2 separate regions of the Homo sapiens genome follow, and region 1 is linked to region 2. A link is an interaction called in ENCODE POLR2A ChIA-PET data of the cell type or tissue named here. Cell type or tissue: OCI-LY7. All regions are shown on one strand. Links, peaks and the distances in the headings refer to the core of each region. The heading gives the core; the rest is flanking DNA. Region 1 overlaps CCDC50 (coiled-coil domain containing 50). Region 2 overlaps UTS2B (urotensin 2B).

What was found. ChIA-PET counts read pairs that join two places held together with the same protein. Peaks named below come from ENCODE experiments on the same cell type or tissue, not always from the same donor. Only the 100,000 strongest peaks of a DNase experiment are listed, where the experiment ranks them.
Region 1: POLR2A ChIA-PET joins it to region 2 with 6 read pairs; 3 of 35 experiments call an interaction of 5 or more read pairs at or near these places.

The regions. Positions count from the first base shown.
Region 1 is chr3:191,331,895-191,334,819 of GRCh38, forward strand. All of the region lies in intron 1 of CCDC50 (coiled-coil domain containing 50), which reads left to right. It also overlaps a transcript of UTS2B not described here. Among named protein-coding and RNA genes, the nearest start is that of UTS2B, 2.8 kb to the left of the region's middle. In OCI-LY7, for the core only: no CTCF peak of the experiment used is centred there; no DNase peak of the experiment used is centred there; H3K4me3 peaks cover 653 bases.
Region 2 is chr3:191,273,692-191,276,616 of GRCh38, forward strand. UTS2B (urotensin 2B) reads right to left here. Exons shown (of 9, transcript NM_198152.5): 8 at 1,561-1,654. Among named protein-coding and RNA genes, the nearest start is that of OSTN-AS1, 41 kb to the left of the region's middle. In OCI-LY7, for the core only: no CTCF peak of the experiment used is centred there; no DNase peak of the experiment used is centred there.

The DNA of each region.
Region 1 (2,925 bases), core at 123-2,622, 58 kb after region 2:
GAAGGGTTAGTAGTAGTAATTAGTTTAATATTCTGATGCAGATTTTTGAACCCCATTCAAAAAAATCCCTGTATCTGTCTCCTCTACTTTTTAATTTAAACTTTTGATAGATATATATGCAGTTACAATTTATATTCAATTTGGTATCATGGGGTAGATTCCAATAGAGATTAAGAAGAATAGTGCAGTGAGTGTGTGCCCGTTTCCATTGCTGTTTAGGAGGGGATGGGGCACCCTGTGACCTTTTGTCGTGAACATTTCAATAGAGGTCGTGGGTAGCAGCTGACATTAGGGTAAGGGGATATTTAAAAATCTTCTTTCCTAGGTTGAAATCTAATGCTTGCTTACTTAGTTTTTAAGGAAGTCAAAAATATTCATCATTTGGACAGACCTTTTGAAAAAACACACACACATACACCTATGGTAGTATTTATACCTTGGTAAATCTCTTAAACTGGGAGACAAAGGGAAATGATTGAGTTCATATGTAGGTGAAAAGAATCAAGTCAACTAAGTGTCAACACATCATTTTTTCTGGTTAAAAGTGTGTTTGGAACATCTGTATACTTTTTGTAATGGAAAACGCTGTTGCCAATATTCAGGAATAATACTCTATTTCTTCTGAAACATTTGAGGTTCTAGATTTGAAATAATTTCCAGCCATTTTAAACTTCAGTAGGTCTATAACTGAAATGCAAAATGCAATTTGCGAATGTTAGGGAAAGGAACAGGCATGTTTCAACAATATTCTGAAAGTTTCTTGGAGTTCAGAGCTGGAAACATATTTTTGTAAAAAACTTTTAATCAGTTGACAAACTTACATTTTTCAGGGGGTCAGTTTTAGCTTCTTCATTGAATTTTTCTTTTCTGAACCAGCAATCAAGACTCCCTACTTCCTTTTGCTCTCCAAGTTCCTGTATCGGTAAATGAATTGTCCACTTGCTGTAATTTTGCCATTTAGCCCTCTCTAACCAAGATGTTGATCGAGGCCTTTCTAGACATTTTGGCGTTTCATCAACTTCTTTGCAATTTCTTAAGCATTAGAGCTTTACCACTTTTAGCCATGCAGTGCATGCTTTCAACCTCTCCTATTTTCTCCAAGTGTTAATCTTTATTTTTCTTTCCTTACAGCAGTTCTCTCAATCTCATTTTTATGTTCAATTCTTACATTCTTTAGGTGGAAAGTTCCACTGTCTCAAAGTTGGTGAATTCTGTGTGTGTTGGTGTGCATGTGTGTGCTTAACATCTGAAATCAGTTTACCTAGGAGTGACTTACTTCTTGAAGTACAGGTAGCTAGCTATTCTGGGAGCAAATCCTTTTTCTTTAGTGAAAGATACAATTTAATACATTTTTAGAAATGTCTGTAAAAGGAAACATACCTAGAAAGCACTGATTTATTTTAGGTTCAGGGCACTCCAGTGGCATAATGTGTTAAATTAAGTTAATGGCGTACATCCAGACCTTCAAGGGGGAAAGATATAAAATTATGTCTGGTACCATCAGTGAACCCAGTAGTCTAAGAAATTTAGAGCTTATCACATGCACACTAGGCATCTAAACAGATGGCAGTGTCCATGAGATGTACATATATCTGGCTACACGGCAAACCCACTTTCCCTGTTTTTCAAAATTCCATAACAGTTTTTGTTTTGGTTGTTGGTTTTTAATGAGACCCTGGCTGGATCTCTTGGAGCTAGGAGGTTTATGTCTTAGTTATCTTGCTGTACCCTCATTTGGATGAATGTCTTTTATGTAATCAGCAACTATTCAGTAAATATTTGCATGTGTGAATAAATGAATGAGTGAATGAATGAATACATTATTATTCTCTGTTGGTTTAGGAATCTTGTCTCTGGCATAATTATTTTGTATTCTTTTTCAGAGTATAAGCTTTTAAAAGGCAGAGATAATACCTTTTAAACTGTGTGTATCACTTATTTATACCAGCATTAAATTTATAAAAACTTCGAATTTTTTTCTAATTTTTTATAGGTATGTCTTGTAAATAGAATTCATTCAACATAGATATGTATTACATAGAAAAATTAAAGAAAGTAATTTGTTGCTTTCTTTTCTGACTTTGGAGATAATCATTAAGAATAGAATTTTAGTAAAATTTTCTAAATGCTATTTTGTGTTTTTGATTTTTACTTGAGTAATAATAGGTTTAATTTTTTGTTCTAAGTACAAAGCAATATCACTCAATTTGGGAGCAGGAAGGAATCTTAGATAATTTGCATATCTGCTGTGTGCCACATGTTGTGTTGAGGGTATTTCCACAATAAAAAAAAATTTTCCATGGTACATGAACATGATCTTTGCTGTGGTATAGAATGCATGGAGTTGTTGAAAGAACTGTCTGAATTCATATGTGCACCAAAAATGGCTTTCACAAAAGGGAAGAAAATAGTATATTGCCATATGTAGACTTGCATTACTTTTTTGAATGAAGAAGGGAATTTTCAAATGGATGTAACTGTTAATTTGTAAAATATATATTTTTTAAACAGGTACTTAACGGACGACTCACACGTGGGAAACCATAGTTAATTGGTACTTTAAAAAGAGATTTCAGAGTAGAAAGCACTAAAAACCACTGTTCTAGGCCAACTTCCTTATTTTCCAGATGAAAATCCCAGGGTCAGGGAGGGCAAGTGAGTTGTATTAAACCACTGAGGCTAAGTAGCTAGGAATTGGCACATTGGGGCCTAGAATTAGAAAAGTTTAGAACTGTGAGTAGTTGCTTACACAGCTTATTCTTCCCTCCATTTCTTTTTACCTACCTTCTCTTTTCCTTTTCCTCCTTCCCTCTCTTCCCCTTCTTTCTTTTAAATTGTTCTGTAGATGCGAAAGATTCATTTCTGATGTGTTTCATTTATGTGATATGCCATATGTTTAAGACAGTAGAATGAAAATAATAAGGC
Region 2 (2,925 bases), core at 188-2,687:
GAAAGGTCCAACAAATCTCTATTTCAACCTTTCTCTTGTACTTTCTTCTCCTCCAGTTATCCTTGGCTCAATAAACAGAAACTGTCCTTTGTTCCTAGTTGCTCAAAACAAAATCCTTGGAGTAATTTTTGACACCTGCCTATTTTTTACACTTCATGTGTAATTCTCCAGCACATTTTGTTGACTTTTATTTGAAATATATCCAGAATCAGACCAGCCTAACCAACATGGTGAAACCCATCTCCACTAAAGATACAAAACTTAGCCGGGAGTGATGGTGCATGCCTGTAATCCCAGCTACTTGGGAGGCTGAGGCAGGAGAATTGCTTGAACCCCAGAGACAGAGGTTGCAGTGAGCCGAGATTGTGCCATTGCACTCCAGCCTGGGCAGTGAAACTCCGTCTCAAAGAAAAAAAAAAAGCCACTAAATTCCCTCCCTCCTACCCTCCACTTCATCTTCTGCCACTTCATCCTTCACCCTTACTGGCTAAGTCACTTAGCAGTTGGGTTATTTTCAGCATTAAATTTAACCCTTCTGAGATGCAGTTTTCTCGTCTATAAAAAAAGTCATATTAATAGCTATTGTATGGGATTCATGTAGAAAATAATTGTAGTAATAATGATCAAAATAATTTTTTAAGTTAAGCTTACATAGTACTTACTACATACTAGGAATTATTTTAAATTAAATTAACTCATGTACTCCTCCCAACAATCCCATGAAGATTATTATCATTATCCGCATTTTTAGGCAAAGAAAATGAGGCAGAGAAAATTAGATAACTCTCCAAGGTTGCGTAGGTAGTCAAAGTTAAAATTTGAACCCAGGCAGTCTAGCTCTAGAGTCTGAATGCTTAATGACTATATTTTGAGACATTAAAATATAAAATGTCTGGTATATGTTTAGGGCTTAACACTGGTTCATCTTCTTCCCTCAATAATATTGTTAAAATATGATTTTACAGAAGTTAAAGACAAATCTGGTATAGGGGACAAGTAAAAATAAATATGACTTAGGAAATCTCTCATCACTACATGAACAAAGAAACAGGAATACATTTTTTTCAAAAATAAAAACAAAGTAAGAAACAATAATTTCCTAGGAAAAATTATCCAAAAGCATAATCCAAAAAAGTAATCTTTCTAAAATTAAATGCTATGAATCGAACCTTGGAACAAGTGTTATAGCAACGAAGTTTCCCCTTATGTCAGAATAGATTCTATGGAATTTTAAATTGACTTAAAATGGATTATTTCTATTTGTGGTCTTTGCTGCTTCAGTGTTTAAGCCAAAATAGCAAGAGTAAGCCAGAGTTTATACAATAAGGACCTATTTTATTTAAACCTGAGAAGTGTGAACTTGCCCCGTTGTAAACACCAGAAAGCTCAAATACATTTATATGGTAACACTTTTATTGGAATATATTTTTTTAATATGAGCCTTTATATTGGTCACCACCATAAGATTAAGAAATGCCAACTGAATCTTCTTCCTCTCAGAAATTACTGCAAAAATAATCTTTTGGAAGTCAATCTTAAAACCTTGAAATGAAAGCTTACCTCGTTTGCTAGGATGAGAAGAGAATAGACCATCTACAGCATAGGACGTCTCAGAATCCTTCTCCTCCACTAGCTGTTCTTTTAGCTTTTCCAGCTGATAAAATTGTAAAATGATAATTAATTGGTCTTCTATAAAACCATGCTGTTGACCGGGCGCGGTGGCTTATGCCTGTAATCCCAGCACTTCGGGAGGCCGAGGCAGGCAGGTCACGAGGTCAGGCGATCAAGACCATCCTGGCTAACACAGTGAAACTCCGCCTCTACTAAAACTACAAAAAATTAGCTGGGCGTGGTAGCAGGCACCTGTAGTCCCAGCTACTCGGGAGGCTAAGGCAGGAGAATGGCGTGAACCCAGGAGGTGGAGACTGCAGTGAGCCGAGATTGCACCACTGTACTTCTGCCAGGGCAACAGAGCAAGACTCCATCTCAAAAAAACAAAAAACAAACAACAAAAAAAAAACCATGCTGCTCTCTGTTGAAGAGGAAAGATAAAAAGAAAGAAAAAAAAAGAGAGAAAATGGATGAAAGAAAGGAAGAGAGAAAAAGGGGGAAATAGAAACAAAGGAAGAAAAAAACAAAAAAGAGAGAAGAAAAACAGGGAGCATGCATTCAGGGGCTGACTAGGAAAGGTACATGACTCAACAAAAGATCAGAAAGAAACAGGTTTTGGGCAAAGGAAGTCACCTCTGGGTGTTAATGGGGAACATGTAAATACAGCCTGTGTACTTGGACTTCATTTTGTGCCACCTATAATGAGCAGGTCTTTTCAAGGAGCTACAAATTATTGTGTCAATACTTGGATTTCCTGAATTTTTTGTCTTTTCTAGCTGGAAGGAAAAAGTATTTTGAGGCCTTAAGGTTTCCATCCAGAATTCAACTTATTTTAATTTTTAATTTTAATAAGGTTACTAATTGCCTTAGGCCCTGAAGAGCTAACTACAAAAGTAGGGTTCAGCCTGGACCACTCTTTATCTCCATGTTGGTGCTACTCAGAAGAGAATGATGAGAATAGTTCTCTCTCCCAAAGGGCCAGTTTGCAGAATAATGGAATTGCACGGAGAAAAGGGTGTTACTAGGGGTCCCCGTCAAGAAGGCAGCACTTTAGGCTCTTCACACCAGCTGCTTCAAGCCAAACAGCTTGACTTTTACATGTTTCATTTGCTGGGAAAACATAACATTTGGGGGAAAAAAGATTCCCACTGTTTAAAAACAATAACATCCATCTATTTACAGCCTCCCATTCTACAGATGAGGAGATTTCAGTCTAGAGAATTTGTTTGCCCCAGGTTTCACAGTTTGGTAATTGCAAAGCTAAAATTAGAATCCAGATTTCTAGACATTATAAAGAATGATCACTTCAGCCAT